2 separate regions of the Homo sapiens genome follow, and region 2 is linked to region 1. A link is a loop called in an ENCODE intact Hi-C map of the cell type or tissue named here. Cell type or tissue: endothelial cell of umbilical vein. All regions are shown on one strand. Each heading gives the region's core, and the rest is flanking DNA. Links, peaks and the distances in the headings are about the cores only. Region 1 overlaps RGS12 (regulator of G protein signaling 12). Region 2 overlaps RGS12 (regulator of G protein signaling 12).

What was found. A loop is a pair of places that touch in the nucleus more often than their neighbours do. Peaks named below come from ENCODE experiments on the same cell type or tissue, not always from the same donor. Only the 100,000 strongest peaks of a DNase experiment are listed, where the experiment ranks them.
Region 2: it touches region 1 in a loop (2.4-fold over the local background); 6 of 110 quality-filtered maps call a loop at or near these places.

What each region holds. Positions count from the first base shown.
Region 1 is chr4:3,380,299-3,396,351 of GRCh38, reverse strand. It overlaps RGS12 (regulator of G protein signaling 12), which reads right to left. Exons shown (of 18, transcript NM_001394154.1): 4 at 9,915-9,936. Among named protein-coding and RNA genes, the nearest start is that of HGFAC, 54 kb to the left of the region's middle. RefSeq lists enhancers at 7,283-7,432, 8,123-8,392, 10,689-10,768. In endothelial cell of umbilical vein, for the core only: no CTCF peak of the experiment used is centred there; a DNase peak (open chromatin) is centred at 8,271; H3K27ac peaks cover 2,233 bases.
Region 2 is chr4:3,425,560-3,441,612 of GRCh38, reverse strand. It overlaps RGS12 (regulator of G protein signaling 12), which reads right to left. Exons shown (of 18, transcript NM_001394154.1): 14 at 16,053; 15 at 13,444-13,523; 16 at 12,902-13,055; 17 at 10,658-11,206; 18 at 1,700-2,158. The coding sequence ends at 1,929. It also overlaps a transcript of HGFAC not described here. Among named protein-coding and RNA genes, the nearest start is that of HGFAC, 8.4 kb to the left of the region's middle. RefSeq lists enhancers at 4,325-4,825, 5,371-6,269, 6,270-7,168, 7,544-8,043, 8,044-8,545. In endothelial cell of umbilical vein, for the core only: no CTCF peak of the experiment used is centred there; a DNase peak (open chromatin) is centred at 4,472; H3K27ac peaks cover 624 bases.

The DNA of each region.
Region 1 (16,053 bases), core at 4,299-12,298:
GGGACATAAGCATTACCCTAAGGGGAAAAATGATAAACTGGATTATATTAAGAACTTTCAGTCATCACAAGATACCACTAAGAGAATGAACAGGTAAGGTATAGAAAGGCTTAACTACATACATAAATCTATCACAAACACATAAATCCAAAACACAAGGTATATCTAATACAGCCAGCCCTCCGCACCCACAGTTCTGCATCCACAGATTCAACCAACTGTGGATGGAAAATATTTGGGAAAATATTTGGAAAAAAAATTAATGGAAAAAAAATAACAATACAACAAAAAATACAAATAAAAACAATATAGTATAACAACTGTTTACATACCATTTACATTGTATTAGCTGTTATCAGTAATCTAGAAATGATTTAAAGTACCCAGGAAGGTATGGGTAGGTTATATGCAAACGCTACACCATTTTATATCAGGGACTCAAGTATCTGCAGATTTTGGTATCCTCAAGGGGTCTTGGAACCAATTCCCTAGAGACACTAAGGGAAAACTATACGTAAATCCACCATAAAATCATTTCCAGAATATATTTTTAAAATATTCTATAAATCAATAAGGAAAGGCAGATAACCTAACAGAAAAATAAGCAAAAGTCTTGAACAAGCACTTCACAAAATAAGATATTCAAAGGGCCAAAAATATATGAAAAGGTGATCAATTCATAGTCATCAGGGGACTGAGAACTAAAACTATTAATACAATTAAAGCCCTATGTATGTGGCTACAGGGAAAGTGTTGAGAGGATGTTGAACACCTAGAATTCTTATATACTGCTAGTCAATGTGGACACTGTAAAAATCATTTGGAAATTGGCAGTATTTACTATAGGTGAATATATACAAACCCCCAGCCTATCAGAGCAGAAATGTATGCAGATGCCCACCCAAAAGACCTGTACAAGCATGTTATATGGCACCATCTGTAACGGCCAAAAGTCAGAACCAACACGATGTCATCAAGAGAAGAATGGAGGAACGATGCCATATTTGCACCATGGACAGTCCACAGCTAGGAGAGTAAACAGCTCCTGATAGACTCACAGGAGCAAAATGCACCATCCTATGTTAAATAAAGGAAGCTAGACACTAAACAGCATACGCTGCGTTGAGTCTTTTTTTTTTTTTTTAGATGGACTCTCACTCTGTTACCCAGGCTGGAGTGCAGTGGCGCAAACTCTGCTCACTGCAACCTCTGCCTACTATAACCTTCACCTCCCAGGTTCAAGAGATTCTCCTGCCTCAGCTACCCTAGTAGCTGGGATTACAGGCATGCGCCACCACATCCAGCTAATGTTTTTTTTTGTTTTGTTTTGTTTTTTTGTATTTTTGGTAGAGACGGGGTTTTGCCATATTGGCCAGGCTGGTCTTGAACTCTTGGCCTCAAGGAATCCACCTGTCTCGGCCTCCCAAAGTGCTGGGATTACAGATGTGAACCACTGTGCCCAGTCAGTCTTCTTTTTTTTTTAAGTTTGAAAACAGGCAACAGCCGTCGGGTGAGAGGTCCCTTCCGGAGCTGGTGACTGAGGGCCTGCAGGGGCGCTTGGGCTGCTGGTAATGTTCTGTCTCTTGGTCTGAGTGCTGATAACACACATGTGTTCATTCTGTGAAAATCTCTCAAATTGCTTATTGATCATGTATGTACCTTTCAGCGTGTAAGCTATTCTTCAATAAAAAGTTTTCATTACTTGAAAAACAATTGCAACAAAAATGCATCTGAAGTGTTTAAATAGTGTCACGAAATGTGAGCAGAATAGAGCCACCTTTCTACATCAGTATCATTTAATATAAAATGCAATTCCTAATAGAGTATTCTCATTAGATATTTGTTACCTACATTCCTTTCTAGATTTGTTATTTACATTTCACATATTCGGCTGAGCATGGTAGCTCACGCCTGTAATCCCACCACTTTGGGAGGCCAAGGTGGGTCTATCACCTGAGGTCAGGAGTTCGAGACCAGCCTGGGCAACATGGTGAAACACCATCTCTACTAAAAATACAAAAATTAGCCAGGCGTGGTGGTGTACATCTGCAATACCAGCTACTTGAGAGACTGAGGCACAAGAATCACTTGAACCCAAGAGGCAGAGGTTGTAGTGAGTCAAGATTGCACCACTGTACTCTAGCCTGGGTGACAGAGCGAGACTCTGTCTCAAAAAAGAAAAAAAAAAAAGATGTGCTGAAGGAGCAGACGGATGAAATGCCGTGGAAGGGCACCACGTTCAGAGAGATGCCGGCAGGAAGGGTCAGTCGCAGGTGCTCTGAGGGCCGGGCAGAGGCTTGGTCTCTGCACTTCACCTAGGGAGCCAGCCAGGCCAAGTCCAACCTGGGCTGGGCAGCTTCCTCCCCAAATTCCAGCCATTTCCCCATAGACCCAGCATGGTGCTGGCCTCAGATGCTCCAGGGACGGGCCTGGGGAGAGGAGAACCTGCTCTTTCTGGGTTGTGAGGCAGCTTTTGGGAAATCAGTGAAGCTCTTTGTACAAGGTGCCGTCATGACCTGAGTTTTGTTCTGAACTTTACAGACCACATCCCACAAGTAAGGTGAAAAAAATTATATCACAGAACTCTATCTGCCGTGGGAGAGCACCTGGGACAGGCCTTCCCCTCCTGCCAGACAGTAGAATAGTAGACAAAATACGCAGAGCATCAGAACCTGCGGGAAAAGACAGAAAAAAGAAAAGCAAAATATGCGAAGCAACAGTTCCCAAAATTGGACCACAGTCACCAGAAGGGGTGTAATTCCTGATGAAAAAATTAATAAGGTGAGCCCTGTGACCACCCAGAGCTGTCAGCCCAGAGGCACTCCATGAACCACAGCACAAGGTGGGGCCCAGGTAGAACCACCGTCCAGAGCTGAGGAGACAGGTCAGAATCGGGGAAGGCCAGGGTGGCTGGAGCTGCAGGTGCAGGAGAGACCTAGCAGGGAAAGTGCCCAGGGACCTCACAGGAGCCTCCACCTGTGGCTGAGTTCTAAGCTGTGCATGCACAGCCGAGACCCCACGAGGCAGGCAAAGATCAGCCGGGGGCTGCGGCGGGAACAGCTGCCAGAACTCACACAGGGTCAGGGGGTTCCCGAGTTCCAGCCAGTTCTGGGTGAATCCCCAGCTTTTAGAGGAGTCCCCAAATGTAGCTTTACAAACCTCTGTATTTTTTAAAGGAAGGCAACAAAATTCAGCACTCAGTCAAGAACTGCCAGACAAATGAATACTCAGAAAAATGTAACCCATAACCAGGAGAAAAGTCAGTCAATAAAGGGACCCAGAAAGACAGAGATGATAGCACTGGCATCTAAGGGCTTTACATGTCTTATAAATATACAAACATTTTGGGGTTTTTTGTTTTTGTTTTGAGACAGTCTCACTCTGCCCCCAGGCTGGAGTGCAGTGGCACCATCTCAGCTCACTACAACCTCTGCCTCCTGAGTTCAAGAGATTCTCCTGCCTCAGCCTCCCGAGTAGCTGGGATTACAGGCATCTGCCACCATGCCCAGCTATTTTTATATTTTTATTAGACACGGGGTTTCACCATGTTGGCCGGGGTGGTCTTGAACTCCTGACCTCAGCTGATCCGCCCACCTCAGCCTCCCAAAGTGCTGGGATTACAGGCATGAACCACTGCACCCAGCCAACATTTTTGGGGTTTTAAAGCAAAGCGTGAAGAGAATCAGTAGAAAGAAATGAAAAAAATAGAAGGAACTGCTAAAGATGAAAACACAGTCTCTGAGATGACAGGCTGATCGGCAGGAATTCCCTCACAGGAGGGAATGAGCTGTATATCTGACACTAAAATGACAGATCAGTGAACTGCAGGATAGAGCAAGAGAAACAATGAAATGGCAAGCATGCAGGCGACACAGAAGCCTGAACATGAAACGGCCTCCATGAGCTGAAGGGAAAACCAGGTGGCCTAACATGCTTGCATAATTAGAGTCTCAAAAGTGGGAAACAATGAAAAAAATACCTGAACCCCAACAAATCCCAAACACAACAGACACAGAAAAACCAACCTGAGACTCATCATAATCAAATTGCTGAAAACCGACAATAAGGAGAAAGTCTTAAAAGCTTTCTGTTAGGTGGTATGCCCAGAGGGGATCTCTTCCCACAGTCTATCTAGCCTGGGGGTAGGGGAAGGATCTTCCTCAACTGCATAAAACTGCACAGGTCCTGTCCCTGAGAAAAGCCCTTGAGCTCTCCCCACACTCAGGATCTACTTCTAGACCTTTTCCTTAAATCATTTTGGCCAATCTGATTTTCAATCCAATCTACATAATGCTTTCTTTCTGCAAACTTCATACATACTCTCCTGAGAGCAAATCTATTAACATTTTCAGACCATTTTGAAAGTCCTTAGGTTAAAAGTTCCAGAAATTTAAAATATTAATTATTTTAGTAAACTATTAAGATATACAGAAAAGTGCACAGATTATGAGCATATGGCTTGGTGGAGTTTTGCAGGTGAACATCCTCCCAGACCGAGAAGCTGAGCAGGAGGAGCTTCCCTGGAGCACCCAGGCAGCCCTCTCTGACGCCCCCAAACACCCCAGGCAGCCCTCTCTGGTGAGGCCCCCAAACACCCCAGGCAGCCCTCTCTGACGAGGCCCCCAAACACGCCAGGCAGCCCTCTCTGACATGGCCTCCAGACCACCAAACAGGGCGGACACTGCTTCTCACGCCTAGGGTTGCATGAGAGGAGTTCTTCGTTTGTTTTATCTTTTCCCCAAGAATCTAACTAAGAAACTCCCTTGGAGTGGGAAGGGGTGGCGCCTGCTTCCAAGTGTGGCCTCTGGGGAGGGGATGCAGCCGCAGGGGCACCAAGGGCTTCTGTGGTCACCCCAGCCCTGAGTCAATTCTCAGGCACAGGCCCCCTGGCTAGCACACGTTAACTCTGGAAGATAGGTATGCAGTTAGTGGTTTTATTACCTTTGAATTTGTTTGCTTGAAAAAATAATTTCACAATATTAAAAACTAGTAATAAAAACTCTCCAAATATCTTGTAGAATTGGAAAGAAACAAGTACATCGGAAGGCATCCTGGCAGAAATCAAGTCTCCACACTTCCAAAACTGAAAATCTCCAGTCTGACTCCTGTTTACAAATACTAATACGGTATTCCACACCCTACAAATACACTGTGTGATTCTGAGCATCATTTTGAAGTCCAAAAGCAAACCAAAAGAATGTGACATATTAAATCAAGTAAAGGGTTCTGGTTAAAACAACCACTCCCACAATAGCGCATTACAAATTAACATTCTGTTTCTGCTATTTAGCAAACATTTTTGGAAAATGTGCAATTAGGCTGCACTGTTTTTCTGATGAGGAAAATGTAAATTTATCAACTAATTCTATGTAAGTACTGATGGTTCTACTCTCAAGCTTTTCCCTTTCTCTTTCAAAATTGTATAGAATACAAATTTTGGCATTTGCCAAAAATATCAACAATTATACTTTATATTTTAAAGAGGAATGCAGTTTAAAGTCCCCCAAGTTAATCCGGCAATTACGGTAACCCTCCCCCATCAGGCAGCCGTTTGTGACAGCTCCCCAGGCCTCAGTGCCTGTTCGCTAACAAGGACCGGCGAGATGAAGACACAAGGCTAGGAGAGAGAAAGTGACTTGCCCCAAGAGATCGGCCTGTCAGCTGTGGAGCTGCAGGTGGAGCCCGAATCTTCCGCCATGGCCAGGTCTGAGCTCCAAAGGCCCGCGTGTTGGGTGAAGGCACTGGAAGAGCCTGGCAGGCGCGCAGAGCAGCCCAGGAGGAGGCGGCGGCAGTGGGTCCACCCCGCAACACCAGTCACACAGGAGTTTCTGCTTCTGTGCTTGTGTGTGCTTTTTGAGAAGGTTTCACGACTAAAAGGAAAATCACTGAAAGCCACTGTCCCCGCCCAAGCCTCGCCCTGACGCTCTGGCTGATGTCTGCTGAACACCCGATCATTCACTCAACAGACAGCTCTCGTGCCAGCCGCTGTGCCGGGTGCCGGGACAACTCTGACCTGCCACGTGGAGGTCACACCAGCTGGGGGGACAAAAGCACCAACACAGATGAATAATTAAAATGATGGAAGCTGCCCCTAGCACGGGCAGGAAATTGACAGTGGCCATCGCTCAGGATGGGGGCAGGTGGTCAGGAAGGGAAGAGGGAAACCGCATGTGCCTGAGGCACCATTGGAGACCAGGGTGGGACGCAGGATGGTTGGGGGAACAGGGGCTCTGAGCTGGTGGAGGGGTCCAGTGCAGGGGCTGGGCAGATCACTGCTGCTGCTGTGGGGGCAACCACCAGCGTTCAGGAGAAGGGAGCGGGAGGATGGCTGCAGAGACAGGGCCAAGACTGAGGTCTGCATGGAGGACGAGTAGGGGGGCAGCTGAGTGGACAGAGTGGGGTCAGGGCAGAGCTGAGGCACAAGGCATGAGGAGGACATGGGGATGGAGGACTGCGACTAGTACGTGTCGGGGGTCCCCAGGGTGAGGCTGCGAGAACGGAGTGTTTGAGAAGCAGCTGGAGCACCGGGGTCATGTATGTGGGGTGTCATGTGGACCTGCCACCGTCCCCCAAAGCCAGAGCCGCACAGTTCCCCGGCTTTCCTGCTGGCACAGACGCCGTACGCAGGAGGAGGTGGGCGCTCTGGGAGCTCCCCGATAGTCTCCACACCCCGACTTCAGAAGGTGAGGTGGTCACAGCGGGAACATCCACCTGTGGAGGCTGCAGTGGGTGAGGGGATTCTGGCAGGCCTCTTGGCACAGAGCTTGACCAACGGAGGAAGCCACAAGAACGGGCTTCTGTGCGGCCGCGGCTCCAGCTCTGTGCAGAGCCAGACCAGGAGAGGTGAGAGGTTCCTTTTTCCAGGAGCAACCGGGCATCTTCCTTTTCTCATTTCTTCACAACGCCCCATCTCCCTCCAGCTCGACCTCACACTTCTGTCTGAATAACTTCCCACAAGGCAGACCATTCCCCTGCTAAGCCTCTCTATAATGCTAGAATGTGCTTCCTTCTCTCCAGCTGGAATCTGCTCCCTGCCCCCACCCACAGCCCTGCCGTGCCCCCCAGAGACCAGCTGTAACCCTTTTTCCCGAGGGCACTCTTTGGCTACAAACGGGTGGCCATTATCAGCCCCTTTCTTCTGAAAAAGTGAAAAAACACACTCCAACTTGACAAAGATTGCCAAAATAGCATAGTCCAACTTCCTTAAAACCGAGCCACAAAACTAAAACTCTCCAGCGAGAGCCTAAGCTATAAAAGCACGATACGCGTCACAGAATGAAACCGTGGCATGAACACGAACTCTCTCACTGGCACGGCTCGTTGAACACAAAATATTTCTAAGTGAGTGATCTATTAATCACCAAAACTAGACAGGATGACCAGGCAGAGACAGCCCAGCTGAGCAGATTGCTCCCCAAGCCAACTCCTCAGTCCCTCCTTGGAACTCGGGGAGCATTTTTCCCATAAAAACACTGGGGTGCTGGAGTTCCCAGGCCCACCTCAGTGCACTGAGTCTCCCACTGACCACAGCCTATAAAAAGATCTCTGTGTGGAAACACAGCCAGAGTTTCCCTGGGACCACCCCCCCACCCCGACCCCGCCCAGGCTCCTGTCACTGCCGTGGAGGGCAGGGTGTGGGGGAGGGGGCCTCTTTCTGCCTGAGGCACCAGAAGGGGCAGCAGGGGCTGCAGGCGCTGGAGGGTCCAGGGCTGGAGCGGGGGACTCTCCAGGACCATGGGGCTGGGCGTGTGGAGGCCCAGGGCTGGGGGGTGGGTGGGAGCCAGGGTGGAGGGGCCTCTCAGCCAGGGCTTTCCCCTGCAGGCCTGAGTCTGGCCATCTCACCTGCAGACTACTGTGAGCTGCTGGATCTCCCCACTCTGCCTCGGTGCCCTACATCTAACAACGGCAGAATGTGACACCGATCTAGAGCTCATGTGCACATTAAACAAGATAACTGGCTCTTTTTACTCTTATAAGCAAAGAAACTGAAGATGGAAAAATAACAAAAACACAAAAAGGAACTAAATAAACATCCAGCCCGCCCACTGCGGTTCCTGAAATTCAGGGTGTGCTGATGACTGTCTCCTCCCTCCCGTCTCCTCCTCCCTCCCGTCTCCTCCTCCCTCCCGTCTCCTCCTCCCTCCCGTCTCCTCCTCTGTGACTGGGGCTCTCCATGGAGGGACGGGCCTGTCCCAGTGGCCCCAGGGTCTGACACTGGGAAAAGAAGGAGGAGCAGGGGGTGGAAAGCCCTAGCACCAGGGGATCTCTGCGTGGCCAGGATACACTTCCTCAGAGGGACACACAGAGCCAGCGTGGCGAGGAGCCAGGACACACTTCCTCAGAGGGACACACAGAGCCAGCACGGCGAGGAGCTAGAGACTTCCCACCCTTGGGAGGTGCAGGTTTTTAAACAACTGTAAAATGGACACATAACACAACTCTGGGTTCCTGCATCTATTGCTGACAGAAGCAATCTTTTGGAGGCAAATAAAACTTATTATATATGGTGAAACTAAACATATTAGGCAAATCTTTCATGTATAAATTGCCTGCAAGAAATGAATGTCTTCTGCCAGAAAGGAGAAGTGAGAACACGGCAGAAAGAGAAAGCATGAACAGATCATTCAAAACACCGGTCACTTTATCCTGGATTTGGTTCCGGGTCCTGTTTCTTTTCATTAAGGAAGTTTATCCTCCCTCCACCTTAAGACTGATTAAATGACATGATTTTCATTGTACATAAAATAGGAAATAGAATTCCTTTTATTCTACAAAATACATCTCCACCACACGAGTGTCGGGATCCCTCTGGTCTCGGCTTCAGGTGCCAGTGCGTGTGTAACCCAAGATATGCTCCTCCTCCTACAGAGCCGCTGGCCCACAAGGGCTCTGAGCTCTGTCTGCCCACCTGGGGTCCTCCTGGCCTTCCTACAGAGTGGCTGGCCTGCGAGGGCTCTGAGCTCTGTCTGCCTACCTGGGGACAGCAGCCCTTTCCGAGGCCGAGGACTGAGGCCAGCAGCTGCAGGACCACAGAAAGTGAGAGAACGACATTTGGTTTCTCTTTAACGCACAAATACAGTGGCACCTCAAACCCACCGGCCCCTGGGCAGCTTCTGCAGCACAGCCTGTGCCTCAGCCCATCCCTGGCCCACAGCGATGCCAGGTGCACCTATTCCAGCTCTCAGGGACAGAAGTGGGGACAAAAGCGTGAGGTGACGATGAAACCCGAGAGCCTGCGGACTGTCAGGAGTGTTAGAAGAAAAGAGGAATATTTCGGAGGAACTCTCCTTACTTTGGAGAGGTTTTTTTAAATCATTGAACCAAAATGATAAGGATGACATCAGAGAAATCTTCAGTGAAATAAGACATTCCTGCCTACTTCCTTTTCAATCAGTCCATGAAAAGAATCCCTGTGCACAAAATTCTTTAAACACAGAAAGTAAGTTTTTGATTCCTCTTCATCCCACACTCTCAATTCGTCTATTATACTTTTCTTGAGAAAATTCTGGGTCTCACCCAAATTTCCTGAATTGCTCAAATTCAGAAAGCACTTTGAAATCTTAACTTGCTGGTTTAAAAGCTGGTTATACAACAAGGGAAGAGCAAAAACACGTTTTAACTTGTCAGACACAGGCAGGCGGGTGGGTGCACTCCTCAGACACACAGCGCTCTATCACACTGGTGTTCAGGGCCATGGCAGTTCTCTTAACAAACAGCTTCCAAAACACACGCCGAGGCCACCTGGGTGTCACAGAAAGCGCCCCCAGAATTAACTCACCTAGAACCCGCCCACAAGGAGACAGGGAAAGGCAAACAACCCGTCCTTCCTGAGGGCATCAAATGGCAAATACACTTTCACAATTTGAAAACTTTATGAAAAATAAAAAATATATACATCAGAAATTGTGACTTACCGCCATCAGACACAGTTGCAGACTGAAAGAAAAGAGAGAGAGACATGAGTTAATTAAGCCTCATGACAAAACTCCAGGAAACGAAAAGTCCATCTGAGGAACACAAGGGGCAGACTCTGGGAGGTTCTCAGAGGCACTCTCCAGGTGGAGGTGTCCCGGGAAAGCCAGACGGCCCAATGAGTCAAGAGTCACGGCTCCCACTCCGCCCAAACTAGGTGACACCCAACAAGAGGAAGTCATCCTTTTCATGTGAAAAGAACAGATCCCAACATGTCTGACATTACAGTCTTAGTAACAGCGTCAATGAAACCAACTTCACAAACTTCAGTAGCATCATGCCCTGTAAGTGACACACACACTGGGGGCAGCCACCAACAGCCCACTCAGTGCCCACGTGCCGTGACGCCACCCAGGACCACACTCGGGGGCAGCCACCAACAGTCCACTCAGTGCCTGTGTGCCATGACGCCACCCAGGGCCATACTCGCCGCCCCTCACGCTCTCCAGCATCACTGCCCTCCCACAGGAGTGGAACGGGGCCTAGAGAGGCGCAATGACCACTCAGGGTGGCAGCAGAGGAGTCAAGCCCAGAGCCAAGCCCCGGATCTGGTGCCCGCCCACCCAAGCAGTGCAAGAGCGGCCACCAGCAGGAGGGTTGGGGAGACGCCTCCGAGGAAGGGGCTTGGAACAGTGGAAGGGGCTGGAGGAGAGCAGGGTGGCTGGCTTAAAGGCACCAGGGACAAGAACAGACAAGTCAAGTTATGAAGGAGGGGTGGCAGGCGGTACCGGAAGGCCAGCGTGACCAGGAGGAGGCCGAGAACTCGAGACAGTCAGCTGAGCCAGGAGGAAGCCGAAAAGAACAGGAAGCCACGGCGGCCCCAACGGGAGCCCTGATCAGGGCGACCTGGCACTGCACTGGCAGGAAGGGCCCAGGGCGCAGAGCCGTCAGGCAGGTACGGGACAAGCCCAGGACTCAGCCCAGGAAGGAGAGGAATCAGAAGAGGCTGGCTCACCAGGGGACACGGATGCCAGGAAGTGAGAGGGGGTGAGCAGAATGGAGCTCCAGAGGCTGGACAAACCCGTGTTTGATCTGATCCCTGGGCAGGCACTCTGCTGCTATCTAGGCAGGAACCCCTTCCTGCGGGGACCTCCCAGACGGCCTGGCAAGGACCCACTTCTGTCCTCCTCTCTGCCAAGGCGAGGGCTGCCAGGGCCAGGGGAGCGAACGAGAAGGTGCTGCCGTGATGGGCAACCTGGTACCTCCTGGCCACTCCCGAGAAGTGGAGGTCACTGGGGCTTTAAGACCCCCCCACGCCAAAGTCCAAACAAGTGAGGCCCAGAGGAACCTCCCAAGGGGGAGGGGACCAAGGAAAAGGAGCCAGGGCTTCCAGCTGCTGCCCCTACCGTGTGGCCCTCCGGGACACACACTGTATGGGTTTTAACACGAGCGGTACACCCACTGGAATTCTGCACATCCTGTCTGACCACCCCAACCTCGGCACAGGGCCCCAGCCCTGCCTCCCAGCCTGCCGGCAAGGGCAACCATGCCCCGACGCAGCCTGGCCATCCGGGGTCCACTGCCAGCCCTGGCCCTGCGACCTACACCAGCTATGCGCATCCTCCTCCCCCGCAGAGTCTGTCCTCTGGCACCCAAAGTAAGCCCCCTGACAGGCACTGTGTGAGACCACCTGGGGCCAGCTTCGGAGGGTCCTGCCCCCCAACCCACTTCCCAGTAGTGAAAACACACAGCAGCCTGCATCCATCTCTTCACTGTCCTCTCATTGGCCAGGAAGGGGAAAGAGCACACACCCCTGAAGCCACCATGTGGCCCTTGGCCCTCAGCCGCAGGAACTGGTTTTTATCAGAGGCTCTGGGGCAGCCACGTCACAGATGCTGACATACACATTTTGGAAGGCTGTCATTCCTTCCATGCCCGCAATAAATCATCCACAATCATGTCGCAATCTAAATAATATCACAGGAAGGCTGGGCGCAGTGGCTCACACCTGTAATCCCAGCACTTTGGGAAGCCGAGGTGAGTGGATCACCTGAGGTCAGGAGTTCGAGACCAGCCTGGTCAACATGAAGAGACCTCGTCTCTACTAAAATATAAAAATTAGCCGAGCGTGGAAGCAGATGCCTATAATCCCAGCTACTCGGGAGGCTGAGGCAGGAGAATCGCTTGAACCCGGGAGGTAGAGGTTGCAATGAGCCGAGATCGTGCCACTACACTCCAGCCTGGGTGAGAGAGTGAGACTCCGTCTTAAAATAAATAAATAATATCACAGGCAATCTATACCTTTGAGATTATGAGAAGAAAATCCACAAGGCCATACACAAAATCAGAAATGCTGTCAATAAGATCTGAAAGATAAATCATAAAATGTAAACTTCATAAATATGAAGGAGGTGTTTCACTTCATGTCACGCTCATGAGTAAAATTCAATTCTCAGAATCTGGCAGGCCGAACAAAGTGCTCTAGAAAACCTCTATACACGCAGCATTTACATCCCCCAAATTAGCTGAAACTTGAGAACCAGGAGAGAGGAGTGTCCCAGAGGCCAAACAGACTGAAGGAGAAGGTGGCCAGGGAGTGTGTGATGCCCACTGAGAGGCCAAAGAATATGGGCATGGGCCATCGCTGCTCCTGTGATGGGCACAGGCTGCGGGCACGTAGGGCTAGACCAGAGCCTCTGGGAGGCTCTAAGACAGTGCACGGATGCAGGTAAAGTGTAGAGCTGTTTTAAAAGTAAACTTTACCTTTTCAAACAGCTTTAAATTTATGGAAAAAATTATTTTAAAGACAGTAGAGAGATACACATACTTTTTTTTTTTGACAGTCTCGCTCTGTCACCAGGATAGAGTACAGTGGCATAATGATGGCTCATTGCAGCCTCAATCCTCCTGGGTTTGAGCAATCCTCCCATGTCAGCCTCCTAAGTAGCTGGGATCCAGGAGTTCACCAACATGCTCAGCTACTTTGTGTATTTTTTGTAGAGATGGGGTCTCATTCTGTTGCCCAGGCTGGTCTTGAATTCCTGGCCTCAAGCAATCCTCCCACCTTGACCTCTCAAAGTGCTAGGATTACAGGTGTGAGCCTCCATGCCCCACCCAAACATGCTTTTTAATATACCGCTACTCCAAAAAGAGTAAAGGGAAATCCCTGAAAAGAGACGAGGAAGGAACAGAGGGGGAAGCAGTTAGAAAATGCCAATGCCACTAGGGCCGGGTAGCCCGCAGTGAGCCTCAGCCACAGCACGGTTGTCCCCTCAACCTGAGATCCTCCATCCAGCTCAGCCATGGCCCTCGGGGAGTAGTGTTGTCCTAGGTGCAACACTCCTGGAAGCCACATATATTAATGCAAATCCTTCCAGAAAGAAAACAGCCCAACAGGGGCCCTCAGGAGTTCCAGATAGTGAGCCCACTCGAATATGAGTTCACTATGAAAAACCCAAGGAGAAGCCCAGCATGAGTGGGTATCAGCAGAGACAACAATGAGCAGAGTCTCAGACATGGGAACAATCTAATGCAGAGCGTTGAGTAACCATCTGTGAAGCTGTCGAGAAACAAAGGCTGAAGCAGAACACGAGCACAGTGCAGGTCGGAAACAGAACCATATGGAATGTCCGACAGTGAAAATACAGTAAGTGAAGTTAAAGATTCAATAGGAAGGCTAAACAGAGATTAGGCAGTTGAAGAGAGGATTTGGGAACTGGAAGATGGAACTGAAAACAATTACACTGACCACAGTACAGAGGGATGGGCAGAGAAAATAAGGAGGAGAGAGAGAGAGCAGCAGAGAACTGAGGTGGTCTCCTCAGGATCTGAGATTCAAAAACGACTGTGGAGAACTCCTGAAGACCGTCACCTACAAATGGTGCTGTGAGCAGGACTAATGCAAGCCAGCAAGACTTTTCAGTGGATCCCATGATGTTGATCTCCCAAGGTGGTCACAGGAATCAAGACACCCACCACAGTGGCTCAGCACAGCATCCAGTCGGCACTCAGCACAGATATACTAATCATCAGTGTCGCTTCCAGGCCACGGCTGGGCTTGTCTGTGCTCAGGAGTGGAGCTGAGGAGGAGGCAGAGGGACTGAGGGCTTGTCTCAGCATCAGGAAGGGCAGGGAAGGAGAGGGCACCTTGCGGTTCCTTTCTTCATTTCAAAAAGGGACATTATATCTCTGACAAGAACTTTTAGAAGTTATGTCATCAATGCAAGTGGAAAAAATAATGCAAAATGATATCATGGTATAATCACAAATATGTAAAATTTTCTTTAAAATGTAAGATCTGTGAAAATACACTCTTAAATACTGAAAAGACGTAACTAGCCACAAAGGAACAATATCCAAAGCTAACAGCAGTCAACCGCCCTTGAACGGTGACGTTACGACTATTTTTTGACAAATAAAACTTTGTGGTGTACAAAGTGGTGCTGGGTGCTGGCAGGGAAGCCTCTGGCCTTCACATACAGGTGGCTGGACCCCAGTTTACACAGTGCACAGCTCTCTCACTCCCAGGTATATTCATTAAACAAAAGCAGTAAGATTCATGGTAATTATAAATGATCTCTTTGCAAATTAAGTAATCTTGTCAGGAAAAGTCATGACCAATTTCTCTGAAAGTATGAAAACTTGGAGGACAGCAGTTTGATGTCCAGGTGATATGGTTTTGTTGTGTCCCCACCGAAATCTCATCTTGTAGTTCCAATAATCCCGTGTTGTGGGAGGCACCCAGTTGGGAGGTAACTGAATCATGGGAACAGTTACCCTCATGCTGTTGTGATAGTGAGTTCTCACAAGATCTGACGGTTTTATAAGGGGTTAGTCCCTCTTTTGCTCAGCACTTCTCTCTACTGCCACCATGTGAAGAAGGACGTGTTTGCTTTCCCTTCTGCCATGATTGTAAGTTCCCGGAGGCCTCCCTAGCCATGTGGAACTGTGAGTCAATTAAACCCATTTCCTTTATAAATTACCCAGTCCCAGGTATTTCTTCACAGCAGCATGATAACGGACTAATATAGTAAATTGCTACCAGAAGTAGGGTGCTGCCGTAAAGATATCTGAAAATGTGCAAGTGACTTTGGAACTGGGTAACAGGCAGAGGTTGGAACTGTTTGGAGGGCTCAGAAGAAGACAGAAATATGTGTGAAAGTTTGAACTTCCTAGAGATCTGTTGAATGGCTTTGACCAAAATGCTGACAGTGATATGGACAACGAAGTCCAGGCTGAGATGGTCTCAGACAGAGATGAGGAACTTGTTGGGAAGTAGAGTAATGGTCACTCCTGCTATGCTTTAGCAAAGAGACTGATGGCACTTTGTCCCTGCCCTAGATATCTGCGGAACTTTGAACGTAAGAGAGATGATTTAGGGTGTCATGCAGAAGAAATTTCTAAGCAGCAAAGCATTCAAGAGGAAGCAGAACATAAAAGTTTGAAAAATTTGCAGCCTGACGATGTGACAGAAAAGAAGAAAAAATTTTCTGGGGAGAAATTCAAGCCTGCTGCATAAATTTGCATAAGTAATAAGGAGCCAAATGTTAATCACTGAGACAATGATGAAAATGTCTCCAGGGCACATCAGAGACCTTTGGGGCAGCCCCTCTCATCACAGGCCTGGAGGCCGAGGAGGGAAAAATTGTTTCCTGGGCTGGACCCAAGGCCTCCCTGCTCTATGCAACCTCAGGACATGGTGCCCTGAATCCCAGCTGCTTCAGCTCCAGCCATGGATAAAAGGGGCTAACGTAGAGCTCAGGCCATTGCTTCAGAGGGTGAAAGCCTCAAGCCTTGGCAGCTTACATGTGGTATTGGGCAAAGAAGTCAAGAATTGAGGTTTGGGAACCTCTGCCTAGATTTCAGAGGATGCATGGAAATGCCTGGATGTCCAAGTAGAAGTTAGCTGCAGGGGTGGGGCCCTCGTGCAGAACCTCTGCTAGGGCAGTGTGAAAGGGAAATGTGGGGTTAGAGTCCCCACACAGAGTCCCCACTGGGACACTGCCTAGTGGAGCTGGGAGAAGAGGGCCACCCTCCTCCACACCTCAAAATGGTAGATCCACCAACAGCTTGCATCATGCACCTGGAAAAGCTGCAGACGCTCAATGCCAACCCGTGAAAGCAGCTTGGAGGGGAAGTGTA
Region 2 (16,053 bases), core at 298-8,297, 49 kb before region 1:
GAGCCACTACGGGCGCTGGGCCTTGGAGGTGTCCAGCTCTGTGCCCAGCACAGCACAGACAGTAGCAGTGGGGATGGGATTGTCCCTGTCCCACAGACGGCAGCACTGGGGGCTCCTGGAGGGTTCGGTGCTGCATCCTCTCGGTGGCCCCAGGGCTGGCCAAAAGGCCAGGCACAGGGAGGAGAGGGGCCACGCAATGGCTGAGTGTAGCATAGGATGACCTGAGATCCTGCCCCACCTGCCTGTTCTGACTCTGGGGGTGGCCAGGGCCCCCCAGCAGCCCCTGGTGATGTTCAGAGTGTCCCTTCCTCCCCGTCTCCCAGACAGACCCAGGAGTCCACTCCAAGAAGCCTTTCCAACCCCAGCTCCCCACCGCCGCCTGGATGGTACAGGCCAAGTCTGCGGCAGCACAACCCTGGGCCAGGTACCCTGGGGCCTGGGATGGAGCTGGAGTCACGGAATTCGTGACTTGGGGCTGTGGGCAGAGCTGCCTGAGGAACCTCTTCTGCAATATTGGAGCAGCCGCTACGGCACCTCGGGTTCCTCCTGAGTCAGCAGCGACATCCCAGGGCTGCCGAGGTGGGAGGAGGGGTGAGTGAACCACTGTGGCCTGGAGACCAGCGAGGGCTGAAGCTGCCTCCCTGTATCCCCTAAAACCCCTCTCTCTGCCCCCCATTTGCCTGTCTGTGCAGAGGGAGAGAGAATGGACACCCACTGACCACCCAGCTTGACACCGTGGGCCCCAGGGGGCACAGTGCACATGGAGGCGTGGTGGGCCCTGGGGGCACGGTGAATGGGGGGTTGGGGGTTGGGGGGGAGGTCATGGTGGGCCCTGGGGCACGGTGAATGGGGGGTTGGGGGTTGGGGGGGAGGTCATGGTGGGCCCTGGGGGCACGGTGAATGTGGAGGCATGGTGGGTGCTGGGGGCACGGTGAATGGGGGGTTGGGGGTTGGGGGGGAGGTCATGGTGGGCCCTGGGGGCACGGTGAATGTGGAGGCATGGTGGGTGCTGGGAGCAGGATGGATGCGGGCTTGTGGTGGGTGGTACACACAGCTGGCACTGGGCTTCATCTTCCATTCCGACCCCTCCCCCAGCCCCCTTCCTAGAGCACCACTAAGTGGGGTGCATCCACTCCCTGGAAGCTTCTAGAACAGCCCCAGGGGACTGGCTGTGCTCTCGGGCCTCTAGGATGGTCTGAGGAGCTCACCAACCACCCTGTACCGAGGGTACTTGGCTTTAGGGGTTCCATCAAGGCAACCTGGGGAATGGCCCTGCCTCTTCCGACTCAACCCAGCCCCCAAGGCCCCGGCCTCCCCTGCAGCCACACCTGGTTCCCTTTCTGTAATCAGACCCTCCTTAGCCCCAGGGCCTTGGCACAGGCCCAGGGCTCTTTCTAGACTTCCTCTGCCGTCCAGTTGCAGTTTACATGGTCCCTCCCCAGAAAGGCCCTCAGACCACCCTGCTAAACAAGGCTGGGGCAGGGTCCCCACGTGACGGCGAGAGCCAGTCTCTGCCATCTGGTCCTGGCCCTCAGGCCCCAGGAGCCAAGCTTCCCTCTCCTCAAAGCCCCCTTGACCTTACCCTGGGGCACTTCTCCTCCTCAGGCCCCTCTGTTTCCTGCATGACCTCCTGGGGATGTGCTCGGAGTCCCCGAGAACGAGGAGTCTGTGTCCCCAGCACCCAGCACCAGGCCGACGCTTGGGTCCTCAGAAATGCTTTATTGGGCAGCAGGAGGCCAGGGCCAGGGAGCCCCATGGCCAGCATGGCGAATGTCCGGGGCCAGTGCCTCCAGCGAGGTCACCCCCTGCCCTCCTGGCTGGGCTCCTGAGGGTGTGGTGGCCAGGGTGGCCCCCCTGAGGCCCACAGAATCCACCTGGGCTGCCCCACCCCGACATGTCCACAGGAGAGTTGGCCAGGCCAGGGCAGCTCAGACGAAGGTGGCGTGGTGAGCGCTGGTCTTGGGCTTAGCAGGCTCACCCGGGACGGGGCCCAAGCCAGGGAGGTCTGATGTAGGAGGCCCACCACTGGCCTGCGACCTCCCAGGGCCAGCCTGTGCCCCCGCTATGCCACCATCCCGCCCGGGCGCCGAGCCAGTTACAAGATCCACATCGATGATTCTGTTGACTGGGAGGTCTCGGCTGCCATGGGTCCCACTTCCTGTCACAAGGAGAAGAGAAGCTGTCACTTGCCTGGCCCGGCCCTGGGCCCCCGGAACCCACCCCCTACCCCGAAGGCCCCTGCACAGACAGCATGGTAGGGGTCCCTGAAATATCCCAAACACATCCCAGAGGCAGCTGGCGTCCCGCTGTGGGCCTCCAGGCTGGGGCAGGTACGCCCAGGGGAGGTGCAGTGTTCCCAGAGCCCTCCACATAACACCTGCCACCAAGTGGGGGAGCCGACCCACTCAGAAACCCTACCACCCTGCTTCCCCACTGCAGCTCAGGAACAGAGCTGGGCCCCCGGCAGAGCCCCCGCCCCAACTGCCCCCCTAATTCCTCCTGGGGGCGTCCTCAGGGGCCCCCCCAGGCCCAGGGCCCATCCTCAAGGGCCACCCCCAGGGGGCTGAGCACTAGGGTTCAGTTCCAGATAGGCTGGACCCTCTTGGCCTGGTGGAACGGGCCCTGAGCCCTGTGTCTGCTGCCCCATCCCACCCTGCCAGGCTGGCCACCTGCTCGCCCACCTGCCTCGCTGCCTCAGCACCGTCTTCACCGTACACACCCTGCTCTGGGCCTCCCGGTCGTGTCCCCTCCCCCTCCATCCCTGGCCCCCCTACTGAGGCCCCTCTTTCCGGCTGGTCAGTGACTCTTGCCCCACTTCTGGCTCCAATGCCCACTCCAGCCCCAGGAGATCCCGGCTGCCTGAACCGGCCTTGGAAGCTTCTAGACCCAACATGGGCAGGCCATCTCCTTGCCAGCACCCCCGGGAGGCCTCCCTACCCAGGGCGTCACTGCCCTGCCACATCTGGTGACCTCCACGTGGACCCCTGGAAGACACAGTTGTGTCTATGCCAGGGTGGAGTCCCCAGGGGCCAACGAAGGCTGGGGCCAAGGAAAGTGAACGGTGCACGCAGAATGGCTGGGTTCATGTGCCGCCCGGAGCTCCATGGCAGGACCCCAGGGCCTGGGAAGGGGCAGTGAAGCCCCCGTGCTGGGAGAGCCCAGCCCTTCCCGCCCACTGACCCCACCCCCCCATCTGTACGGTGGGGGTGACGTTGCCGACCCGCCCAGTGACCCCACCCCCCCATCTGTGCGGTGGGGGTGACGTTGCCGACCCAGAGGAGCAGGCTTCGGGGGCAGGTTCCTGCGTACCTAGCGTGTCTCCTAGGCAGGGGTCCAGGAGCTCCCTTCCTCAGTGAGCCTGGGGCTGAGGCCCTGAGACAGTCATGTCCATGCCAGGGTGGAGGCCTTGAGGCGCCTATGGGGTGGCAGGAGCCCCAGGCCTGGGCCCACAGCAGACAGGAGGCAGGAAGAGCCAGCCCCCGGCACATGAGAACCAGGGACAGGGGGTCCCTGCTACCAACTGCTGCCCTCCACAGGTGAATCGAAGGCCTGGGAAGGTGAAGACCCTCCTCGATCTACAGTTCTGAGGTCCCTGAAATGGCCGCAGGGTCCTTGCTGCCCCAGCGGCTCCGTGGCCACCAAGGTCCCCAATCCCAGCGTGCCCCTCCTCACCCTCAGTCCAAGCTTCCGGAAGCAGCCTCCATGAGGCATCTGTGAACAAGTCCGGGCTGCGGGCGGAAGGTGTGACTCCCCTCTTGAGCGTGCCCAGCCCGTTCTCTTGAACAGGTCCCAGCAGTGGCCCCAGAGGCCCTCATCCTGGCCTCGACGCAGCAGCCCAGCCAGCATGTGGGAGCTGTGTGGGGCCTGTGTGTCTTACTCAGCCAGGCCCGGTGGAGATGCCATCTGGAGGCCCAGGGGTCCATGTGGAGCAGCTGAGACTAGAAACTTCTCCCAGTCAGGCCTCTGCTCATTCAACAAGTGTCCTACTAGGTTCTGCCAGGGCTAGGAGCTAGCCCTGCCCCCAGGGGACAAGGGGACAGTTCTGCCCATCTCCTTCTTGTCACCAGGTCCGCATGGCTCCAGATGCCAGGCTGCAGGGCTGGGAGATATCGTGTGGGGAGAGGCAGGGGTTTGCCCCCTCTCGCCGGTCAATACCGTGGGCATTTGGGCATTTGCCTGGAGTGTTCATAGGGCTCTGAAGGGGCCTGCAACACCACACATGTCCAGAAGCCCGGCTCTACCCCGCCAGCCCCACATGGACAGATGGGAGGACAGGCCCCTGAGGGCCCCAGGAAGCTAGTGTGCTCAGGATGGAGAAACACTTGTTTCTGGAGACAGGACAGCTCTGTATGGACCAAGGATGTCCACATCACAAGGAGGGGGCCACAGCCAGGCCCTTCCTGCCTACGGGAGCCAGCCTCGCCCTCCTGTGCAGGGCAGCCAGCCCCAGGCCTGTGACTCAGCTGCCTGGCCCCGCCCTGAGCAGCACGCTGCCTCACCACCTACATGCCAGGGCCTGCCCGGGGAGCACCTTCTTGCCCAGCATTTCCCTGGCAGGGATGGCAACACAGAGGACCCAGCAGAGCCTGCACCACCTCCAGAGGGGCCTGGCCTCCTGGTCTCACTCCTGGTGCCACATCTCCAAACATCCAGACCTGAGGCCACACTGGGATCTTGTTCCCTGCCGCTTGGGCCACCTGTGAACCTCTCCCCGGCGCCCCACGGCTCCCTGCCCTCGGCTGGCTGGTCCTGCCGGCTCCGACTGTGCTGTCCAGCCTTCCCAGGAGGGGGTCCTGCTGGAGGCCCCACAAGATGCAGCAGGAAGGCCCCTCTTTCCACATGCGCAGGCCCCTCACCGGCTGCCGGTCGCCCCCAGGCCTCCCAGACACTTGTCCATGAATGTCTCTGTGCCAGCCACTGCCAGCTGCTCTGGCCTAGGCCTGGGGCAGGACCCCGCCCCACCCTGGTCCTCAAAGCTGAGTCAGGAACCCTGGCAGGCACAGCGGGAGCAGGGGCTGCACTGGCCTGGCCGGGGCAGGGGCATGGCCTGAACTCTCCCAGGCTCTCCTTCGAGACCCAGGCCTGGCACCTCTCCCACTGCCCGCCCTTCCTGCCCCCCGAGGGACCCCGTCCCCCAGGCACTTTGCTCAGCCTCTGCCTCCATGCTCCACATCATCTGTGCTGCCAAGCGCAGCCACCTCCTCTGTGAAGCCTCCCCAGCGCCCCTTGGAAGCTCGCAGGGCACAAGGACACCCAGGCAAGGCTGAGCCGGCTCACACTGAGAACACGGCAGGAAGGGGGGAGCGAGGGGAGCCAGAGGCGGGGACCCTACAATCCACTGTGGCTCCCAAGGCCCCTTCCCTTCCCAGCCTTCCCACCACAGCGCACCCCACGGGCTCCTGCTAAGGCCTGTGCACTCCTGCTGATGGGCCCCCATGGGAACGAGAGCACCCCCAGAACCTTAGTTCCAGAGTGTGACCCCCCCAAGGTCCCCCTGTCCGTGTGGGTCCCCAGCCAGGATCATGACTGTGTGTGATGGGCTGGGGCTGGGATAGAGCTCCTCAAATATTTGCTGGGCATTGGCGAGGGAGTGGACAGCGCCCAGCAGGGTGCACAGTGTGGTGAGTGGGGAATAGGGGAGTGGGGAATAGGGGAGTGGGGGTGACTGAGGGCACAGGAGTGCATGTGGCAGACCCCAGGGAGGGGCTTCAAGCCGGAGCTCCAGCAGTGCGGGCTGAGATGGGCACAGGTGGCCAGTCCTGGAGGGAACATGGGGGTAGGCCAGGTCACAGTCACTTGCAGGCCTGAGACTTCCACTCTGCAAGACCTGGCTGGAACTTCAGGTGGAAGGCAGACACTTCAGGGGAGGAGGGGGAGCAACCTAGGGTGGCTTCTGGTGGGATCCGGGAGGACCACGTGTCACAACCAGGCTGGGGGCTGTGGAGGAGGGCCGAGGCCAGCTGGTCAGTTCAGGAATCCCCTGGGGAGCCACGGAGCTGGGCAGGAGCCAGGAGATGCTGGGGGGAGACAGGGCTCTGGGGAGACGGGGCTCTGGAGAGAGGGGGCTCTAGGGAGAGGGGGCTCTGGGGAGAGGGGGCTTTGGAGAGGCACCTAGCAGATGCCCTCAGCAGCTTTGCAGGCCTGAGACCAGTGGCAGGCTCCTGGGGCTGTGTCCCCAAGAAAACCAGCGGTCTCAATCCACATCAGAGTGAGGGGGTCTAAGCTGCATCTGCTCCTGCGGAGGGCGGGGCACGGGAGCTGCCGAGGAGGCCTCTCTTGGACAGAGCAGGAGCCAGGTGGGGCTGCATCCTCACCCGGTACAACACAATGGCCATGCCATGGGGGGTACTTTCACCCCCAGGGTGAGGGGCGTGACCTCACTTCCAGGCTGCAGAAGCCCCGGCAGGCAAACATCGCACATCTGGCAGGTAGCTGAGCTCCGGGGGCCCTGAGGGCAGCCACTGGGCCCAAAAGTGTTCCTAGGGGATACTGGCAGCTGTGACACTGGGGCCTCCAGGTTGAGTGACCCCTGAGCCCGCCCAGTGAGCTGCCCCAGGGGACCCCAGCCCCAGGAGAGCTATGCGGGGACCCCTCCTGGGGTGGTGCCTAGCATCTCCCTGCCGGCAGGTGGAGTCCATCCTCTTGGGATGTCTGCACCAGGAGCTCAGTCAGGCCATGGGGCTGGGTACTCAGCCTTACCAAAGGGGCTGGGAGGAGCCACTGGCCTCCAGCCCCCAGCCAGGACCCCTGACTGTCGCCTTGCAGCCAGCAGGGCAGCAGTGAGACCACCCAGCTCCCGGGCTTTTTGTTGGAAACGAAGCAGATCTGGTTAAGAAAGCAATTGGGAATTATTACCAACACAACCGTAAGAACCCGTTTTAAGATGGCGCGTACAGAAGGAGCACTGTGCATTGGAAACTCGGGTGTGGGTGCACGCGACCTTTTGAATGCCTCTCTCCTTTGTGAAAACACAAAGCGCAGACGTCTGCTTCTGTGCAGGGGTGGAAGATGACTGCTAAAGGCGGGACACAGCAGTGCTGGAGGGACAGCTGCTCCCTCCCCACGAGAACAGAAGGTGAGCATTTTGGAGGGTCCCTGTGTCGAGACACAGATATGCACAAAACGTGCCATGCAGACACATGGCAGGTGCACACACCGACACATGCCACACGAACACACACCAGGCATGCACGCACATGGGTATATCTGCCTGACACACTGATATGGTTTGGCTCCGTGTCCCCACCCAAACCTCACCGTGAATTGTGATAATCCCCCGGTATCAAGGGTGGGACCAGGTAGAGGTGACTGGATCATGGGGGCAGGTCCCCCCATGCTGTTCTCATGATAGTGAGTCTCAGGAGAGCTGATGGTTTTATAAGCGTCTGGCATTTCCTCTGCCGGTTCTCGTACTCTCTCCTGCTGCCCTGTGAAGAGGTGCCTTCTGCCATGACTGTAAGTTTCCTGAGGCTTCCCCAGCCATGCAGAACTGTGGGTCAATTACACCTCTTTTCTTTATAAATTACCTAGTCTTGGGTATTTCTTCATAGCAACATGAGAACGGCCTCATACACACAGCACTGTGTGGACACATGCACACCTCTGCCAGCGTGCCCTGGAGCCTCACGAGGGGCCTGACACTTCTCCCGCTTGAGGCCTCTGTTGTGTGTGTCAGACAGCTAAGGCTCAGGGCCATTAGACTGGGTGGCCTGGCAGCAAGTGGCCAAAGGGAAAGGAGACCCACCCACATGCCTCCCGGGACCAGACATGCATGGGGGCACCGGCCAGCCTGCATGGTGCATGGTCTCGGTCTCGGTGCGTGGTGCTGGGGCTAGACAGACGGGGTGGAGTGCCGCGTGGCGTGTGGCGCTGGGGCTAGAAGCATGGGGCGGTGCGGTGCATGACGCTGAGGCTAGAAGGGCGTGGTGGAGCACCACGTGGCGCAGGGGCTGGAACAGGGTGGCATGGCACGTGGTGCTGGGGCTAGGATGGGGTGGTGTGGCATGTGGCACTGGGGCTAGGACAGGGTGGCATGGCACGTGGTGCTGGGGCTAGGATGGGGTGGTGTGGCATGTGGCATTGGGGCTAGGACAGGGTGGCATGGCACGTGGTGCTGGGGCTAGGATGGGGTGGTGTGGCATGTGGCACTGGGGCTAGGACAGGGTGGCACAGTGCATGGCACTGAGGCTGGAAGGGCAAAGTGGTGTGGCACAGCTCTGTGGAGACTCCCCCTACCTCAAGGCTGTTGCTGGCAGCCCCCACGCGTAGCCGGCATGCTGCCCACCATGGCAATGGGGAGGGCGGGAGCCCGTGGGCTTGGCTACACCTCCTGTTGTGTTTCTCACCCCGGACGCTGGGTCCAGGGCGGCTGCCACATTGTGAGGAAGCATCCCACAGCAACTGTCAACGTCGGAGAGCGTGACCCGGGATGACCCCCAAGCTCCTAAACCCTGAAAACGGACAGGTCAGCACTCAGTCCAGGCTCGCCCCGGCCCACAGATGTGAAAGAGGTTCCATCAGGCCACCACGGCATTCACAGCCTGTTTCCTTTGCCGCCATGGGCAGGTGAACTCTCCAATACAGAGAATCCCATTAGAGTGGGGGTTCCAGAAGCAAGCTGCACAGAGCAGTTTCTGTCCCAACGCCCCCCAGCAGGCTTGAGCCAACATCACAGGAAGACTGGGCAGGTCCTCAGCAGTTGTCCTGTGTCGCCACGGACAGGCACGTGGAGGACACACACCTACGACCTATGGCCAAAGCCACTCCCACCTCCTTCTCCCACTCACTGGGTCTCCTCCTAGGAGACAGCCCAAGAGCCAAGGATCCAGGGTACCCACCTGCCCAGGGGCTGAGGAGCCAGCGGGGCGGGGAACCAGTTCTGGCCAGTGGCAGTCGGGGCAGCCACCAGAGCGCAGGGGGACCTGCTCCTCCCAAGGCCGGTACCACCCACCCTCCTGCCACAAACAAGTCAGGGATGTCAGCCGGGGCGCTCAGCTGGGCCTGCGCTGTAAACCACCTCTGTGCTAATGGCCCTTGGCAGGCAGGAGAACTGACCCCCCACGTGGGTCTGTCTGGCCCTCCCAGGCAGCCTGACACACGCCACACCTGTGCGCAGAGCCAGCCACAGCCCCAGGGCTGCAGGGCCGGGGTGTGGGTGCGGGACTGCAGCCCGAAGGCCAGCAGGCCAGCTCATCTCAGCACCCGCCACCGGGCCACCAGCTCTTCTGCTGTCCCGCCGCACAGCTGTGCTGCTGGGAGCACACCAGGTGCTCAAGAGTTTTGTTCAGTGGATGGTATATTTTTAAAAGCCAGTAGATTACGGTAAATCCACTTAATCTCCTAAAAATGTGTGATATTTCCCCTAGATTAAAATACTTTTATTATTTTCTAAAGTGGAAACAAAGTTTCAAATGAGAAAGAAAAGTTGTAAGCCAGTCCAGTGATGATGTCCAGAATTTATTACTCCTGGAAGAACAGACTCAAAACGCAGGTGAGAGCCACACAGGTGTCCACCAAGACGGATGGAGGGGGACTCAGGCCAGGGGTGGAGGCTGCAGAGTGGCACCGGTGGGCATGCCAGGCACCTCAGGCTTTCTCATCCAGGCGTGTCCTGGCTGTGAAAGGGACCAGGTAGCCCCTCCCATGCCACACGTGGCCTCCAAAGGCCCAGATATGTACAGATCTACAGACGTGCACTCCCTGGTCCCCCGGCGAGGTCCAGGCTACAGGTCTGACAAGACCAAACCTCACGGCAGGCCTCTCACTGCTGTCAGCATCCTGGACCAGGGCACAGGACGGAGAGGCGCTCCCATCGCCCCCAGCAGCAAACCACAGCAGAGGTGTCCACGCACCCCTGAGCACACTCCATGACGCGCACCCTGAGCGGCTCCTCTCTCCAGGGGATGGCCACGCAGGCCACGGCCCTCGGACCCCTGGAAACACCTTTCCCTACCGGCTGCTGGGAGCCTCGCCTCAGTTTCTGGTATTTGTGGCTCACGGAAACATCCCTGCTGCCAGGCCATCCTGTTCACCTTCACACTCACTGAATCCCCTGCTTCCTTTGAGAAATGCCCGTGACACCCGCGGTCAGAGAGCGCTGCTGACGTCACCTCCACTCCCGAGCACCCACACCACCTGCTACGGGGGCCGCCGGTGGGTCCGAGCTGCACTCTCAAGGCTCTTCCGAGGACGGGCCTGTGTCTGGGAGCCCTCTCCTGCTATGAACACAGCGGGCTTCACTTCCTCACTCAAGACAAATGCTATTGTTTTCCAGTCTTGAGACAGAAACACTAAAAACGATCGCTGTCCAGATTTGGAAAGGAATGCCTCCATTTTCGGAAACCCCCAGGCCTCACCCAGGGTGTTCCCAGACCTCGCTGCAGGCACTGCCACGTATCATTCCTGCAAGAGCCTCTCAGGACACCAGGATGCCTGCCCAGAGCGCCTCGGGGGGACCATCCTGACAGACACTGGCCTGGGGCCACACGAGCCCCTCCTTTCCAAGAGGGCCAAGGAAGCCCCCAACCAGCAGGTGAGGAGGGGGTCACGGAGACCACCAGCAAACAGTGGCAGCCGGGGGCCCACTGTCCTTTCTGACTGGAAGCTGAGCAGACCACGCTTACGGGGCCAAGGTGGAGGGATCAGAACCTGGAGGTACCTGGTCTGGAAGGTCCTGGCACTTCCTGGGGGGTGGAGGGCGGCGGCAGCAAGGTGCTGTTGGGGCTGCTGATGTCCCCCTCCCCCATCAGGGTCAGCTCGGCCACGTGCTCATCCTCCACCGTCTGGATGCCCCCGGCCTCCACTTCCTGAGACTGCCTCTTCCAGATCTGGGCGGTGCCCTCCTGCGCGAGGGAGACGGGGGACTGGGGAGTGCAGAAGGGCCCGCTGGGAGACTTCTGCCCGGGGGGGGTCGTCCCAGGAGGTCCAGGGGGGCTGGAGGCTGAGCCCGGGCTGGTGGACGGGCTGTCGCTGCTCTCCTGGACTGGCTCCCACTGCTCGCCAGGCTGGGAGGCGCTCTCCCGGCCGTTGCCTGTGGCGCTTCTCTTGCTAAAGCCCTTGGCCACAGCAGCTGGAGTGGGGAGGGTGAGTTCTGTGGAACCAGGAGGTAAACGGAGGAACTCTGGCAACACCAGGTCTTCCTTCCTTAGCAGCCCACGTTGGTCATCTGCTCTGTTGCTCTGAGCTTTGGAAATAAGCTCAAAAAACTCTATTGGAAGAAAACCCAGAGTGACCGTGTTTTAGAGAGTTTCACATTAATGACTGTCACCGCAGAACATTCTAGAAAGCTCTCATCCTGGGCTGTCCTAACACCCTATCAGCTGTGGGTCAACAAGAGCCCTTTTCCGTCCACACTATCTTCCCACAGACAGCGGAAGGGACAGCCCTGGGGCTTCTAGCATACTCTGTCTTCAGGAGTCTGAAAAAGCTGTGTACTCCCTAAAAACCACGCTGTGTGAGGTCCAGACTTGAACAAACGAGACGCTTGACTCAACACGGTTACGCGCTGATGCCGTCTGAGTAGGAAACTGTGGGACTCTCTGGCCTGGGCTTTCAATTTAACACTTGGGGCCCTCTGAGGACTGGCCCCCTCCTCCGGTTGGTCAGCATCTGAAGCACCCGCCCGGGTCCCAGCTGCAGCTGCAGTCCTCAAAGTCGGGAGCAGAATGAACCCGAGGAGGGGTGGTAGAGGAAGGCCCTGAGACGGGTGGTCTGGGAAGGGGCACCCTCAAATCCACGCCTGCCTCTCGGGGTCACTGCCTCTGGGCAGAGGGTGGTCCTCCCAGGCCTAGGGCAGAGGGGGGCAACACGTGCTCTCCCTCTCCGCACTGAAGCTCCACAGCCCCGAGGGGCCAGGACGGGTGCCCCTGGGCCTCCCACTGCCCAGCCACTGTGGGGGCCTGCAGGTGCCTCCAGCTTCTTGGCTGGCTCCTCCAGAACTCTCCTTTTCTTACCTGGGCTGGGTTTTCTAGTGTAGCAGGCCCCAAGGCCACCATTCGAGGTAGATGGCGTCTAAACTGGGCTTTCTCTAGCATTGGAATTATACTCGGAGTTTTTAACAACTACAAGGAACCTCAAATCTCTGACTTCACTGGTTCTCAGAAACATACAAGCTTCAAAGAGGGCGTGTGATTTACTTGTGCTCGGTGGCCAACAAAGGCTGGAGGTGTGTTTTAGTTTTACCGTGAGGTCAGACTCCACAGCCAGCTGTGACAAAGCCGTGACACGCCAGGTGGACTGGCAAGTACGCCCTGGATGAAAATTCAGGTCACGGTGACAGCTGCTGGTTTTGACTCTGTTTTCAATGCTTCTCCTTGTTATAAACTTCTGGAGAAAAAGGAGCTTCAAGAAAGGACTCATCTCTCCATCTCAGTCTTCCAGTGTGCCTGTTGTCTCTCCTGGAGGCCAGGGGTGTGCAGGCTGACCTTCCTCACTGACCCCCGCAGCCAAGAGAGCTCAGCAAGCCCACGGTCCTTCCAGACCAGTGTGCTCCACCTCCCCTCACCTGGGTGCCCAGCTCTGCCTAGGGTGGACTCTCTAATGCTAACTGTGCCTCCAGTCACGCTGGGGACCCTGGCACAAGCCAGTGGTGGGGCCATAGGGAGGAGCTGGGGTGAGAGGGAGGCAGAGCCTGCGGGGGCCTCTGGCATCTCAGGGCAGACAGTGCTGCTCACATCGGCTGCCCCTGATGCCCTAGGAGGCCTGGCACTCAGTCTCAAAACTGGGGTTTCGGTGGAGTGATCCCAACAGCCCACAGACTGCCCCCGGGAGAAACATGTCTTCCAGGCCACAGGGACGGACCGCAGTCACCCAGATGCTGACAGCTCAAAGCAGATCTACTGACTATACTGGAAACTAACTGTGCATTTACTAAAAACGTGGAAGTTTTAAAAAGTTCACATACCCTCTGCTTCGTCCAAATTAATTTTCTGATATTTTTTTTTCCCAATCTTTGCAATAGATTCTTCTCTCTTTGAAAGCCGGGGATCCCTAGCATTTTTTCCATTTTCTCCTTTTATTTTAATAGAATTAGACTTGCCTAGTGTTCTTTCCTCTCCCTGCATTAGAAGGAAAGTCAAAGTTCTACTTTCATTTCAATACACGACAATACATCATTCATTAGTTAGAGAGTAGAAGGCTCTATGAAATAGATTGCATTGATACAGAATTTACATGCATTGCAGAAAAACCATTGCAATGATAAGGATTACAAACAAGAATAGCATTTAAGGCACAACCACTCCCACCTCAGAAGAAAAGAAAGCCAGTCCTTCACAGGTAAGAGGGAGCTGGGCATCGGCAGGGACGAGAGAGACCCCGCCAAGGAGCGTGGGGGAGACACACAGTGATAAGCAGGCGGTAAGGAAGCACCAGGGCACTGCGCAGGGCAGGCGGGGGCCACAGCGAGAGGAGCAGGGCACAGGGTGGGCCAGGGTGGGGAATTACCGTAGCCGAGTGGTTTCTGGAGCTGGAATTTACAGCTGTGTTCTGTTTCACTGGCACACCTTTCTGTTTATCTGCGGATGCTAAACATAAGAAAGCTTTATGACTTCAGGGACTCGCAAATCCATCTGAATGTTTCATAGACAACCTGCTCCTACTGTCTCTGAGAGCAAAGCTGTAGAGAAGCCACAAGGCATCTGCTGCCCTTATTCACCACGCACAGCCCTGAGGGGAGTCCCCATGGGACAGGAGAGAGGGCCCGTCCTCCACGCACACAGCCGGGCTCCGTACATCTAACTAGGGACTTGCTGGAGGAGTGATGTTGAAATTGAAAAGCTCATTTCATATACTATTTGGCATAAATATTCTCTAGAAAGTCAGAGTCTTACATTTATGACATATTTTCTTTCTCTTTTCTTTCTTTTTTTTCTTTTTTTGAGACAGAGTCTCACTCTGTCTCCCAGGCTGGAGTGCAGTGGCACGATCTCGGCTCACTGCAACCCCCGCATCCTGGGTTCAAGCAATTCTCCTGCCTCAGCCTCCCATGTAGCTGGGATTACAGGCATGTGCCACCACACCCAGCTAATTTTTGTATTTTTAGTAGAAACGAGGTTTCACCATGCTGGCCAGGCTGGTTTCGAACTCCTGACCTCAGGTGATCCACCCACCTTGGCCTCCAAAAGTGCTGGGATTACAGGCATGAGCCACTGTGCCAGTCCATGACATATTTTCAAATACAGCCTTTGCCCCATGCCAGGGCCACAGGCTGGCCTCTGCTGGCACTAACGGCCTCAAGCCCATTTCTGTGGCCCAAATGTGACTGGAGGAGTCGCGCTCCTGCCCCACATACAGCCCTACAAAAACGCTGAGCGCCAAGCTCCACCACAGGACTTGCCTGTACACAAACAAGCCCCGAGGCCCAGCAGGCCCTGGGCACAGAGGGTCAGCCGGGGCAAAGCTGCTGGCCGCCCTGCTGGGTTACACATGCTGTGCCTGCCCCACCTGCCTGGGTGGGTGTCAGGGCCCAGCGTAAGGCTTTCCCTAGAGCAAAGGGTGGGCTCGGGGAAGGGTCTCTGCTCTGTGAGGAGTTGGGGAGGGGAGCAAGAGTTGGAGCTCCAGGACTAATGGCCTCAGCGCTTGCTTCTGACTGGGACCCATGGCCCAGGTCTCCCTGGGTGGGGACAAGTGAGCCACGTGCTCCCTGCGTGACATCATCAGGGCCAACAACCTGAAAGGCAGAGGGGCAGCCCAATGTCACCTGAAGTGGCTCCTCACAAAGTGAGCTCTCTACCTAGAACATCTGCAGGTGGGTTTCCAGAAAGCTCTTTCCAAGACACACCTCCCTACGGCACCTGCACCTGCAGGCCCCAAGGCCACGCCTCTGCCTGTCCCTGGGGACAGCTACAAACAGGACCCACCCTCCTGGGTCTGAGTAACCTTCCTCACGCACGGTTCTCAACAAGGGCTCTAAGGAGGGCCGGCTCCTGCGCGTCAGGATGAGGTGGGGGCCGGGCGACGAGCCCATCTCCGAAGGCTGCTGGCCGGACCCAGCTTCCCCAGGGCAGGACTGTCATGACCAAGGCAACACGTTGGAAAGAGCTCTGTCGACCGCCCGATTCCCTGCACGCAAGGAACTGCAGAACCAGCCCAAATGACCGAGCCTGCAGCCTCCATTTTGCCGGGCAGAGCACAGGCGCCTACTGCCCTGGCTTCCTGTTTTGTGCCTGGAGGGAAGGGCGCCAGATCAGGGCACCAAGGAGGGACCAGGGGGCCCAGACCAATTCTCTTTTGTGTACTAACTCCAAAGCCTCCCCCTCCCCTGGGCCAGCCCCGCCTGCCCTCTCTCCTGCACAAGCCCCACTCACCCCCTCCCCTGCACTGGCCCCGCTCGCCCTCTCCCCTATGCCAACCCCACAGCCCCCTCCCCTGCACTGGCCCCACTCGCCCTCTCCCCTATGCCAACCCCACAGCCCCCTCCCCTGCACTGGCCCCACTCGCCCTCTCCCCTATGCCAACCCCACAGCCCCCTCCCCTGCACTGGCCCCACTCGCCCTCTCCCCTATGCCAACCCCACAGCCCCCTCCCCTGCACTGGCCCCGCTCGCCCTCTCCCCTGTGCCAACTCCACAGCCCCCTCCCCTGCACTGGCCCCGCTCACCCTCTCCCCTATGCCAACCCCTGCCCCCTACCCTGTGCAGGCCCCACAGCCCCCTCCCCTGCGCTGGCCCCACTCGCCCTCTCCCCTGTGCCAACTCCACAGCCCCCTCCCCTGCACTGGCCCCGCTCACCCTCTCCCCTATGCCAACGCCACAGCCCCCTCCCCTGCACTGGCCCCGCTCGCCCTCTCCCCTATGCCAACGCCACAGCCCCCTCCCCTGCACTGGCCCCGCTCACCCTCTCCCCTATGCCAACGCCACAGCCCCCTCCCCTGCGCTGGCCCCACTTACCCTCTACTCTGTGCAGGCCCCGCCCACCCCCTCTCCTGCGCAAGCCCCACCTGCCCCTCCCCTGCACTGGCCCCACTCACCCCCTCCCCTGCACCGGCTCCATAGCCCCCTCCCCTGCACTGGACCCACTCACCCTCTCCCCATCCGCTGCACCAGCCCTACTCACC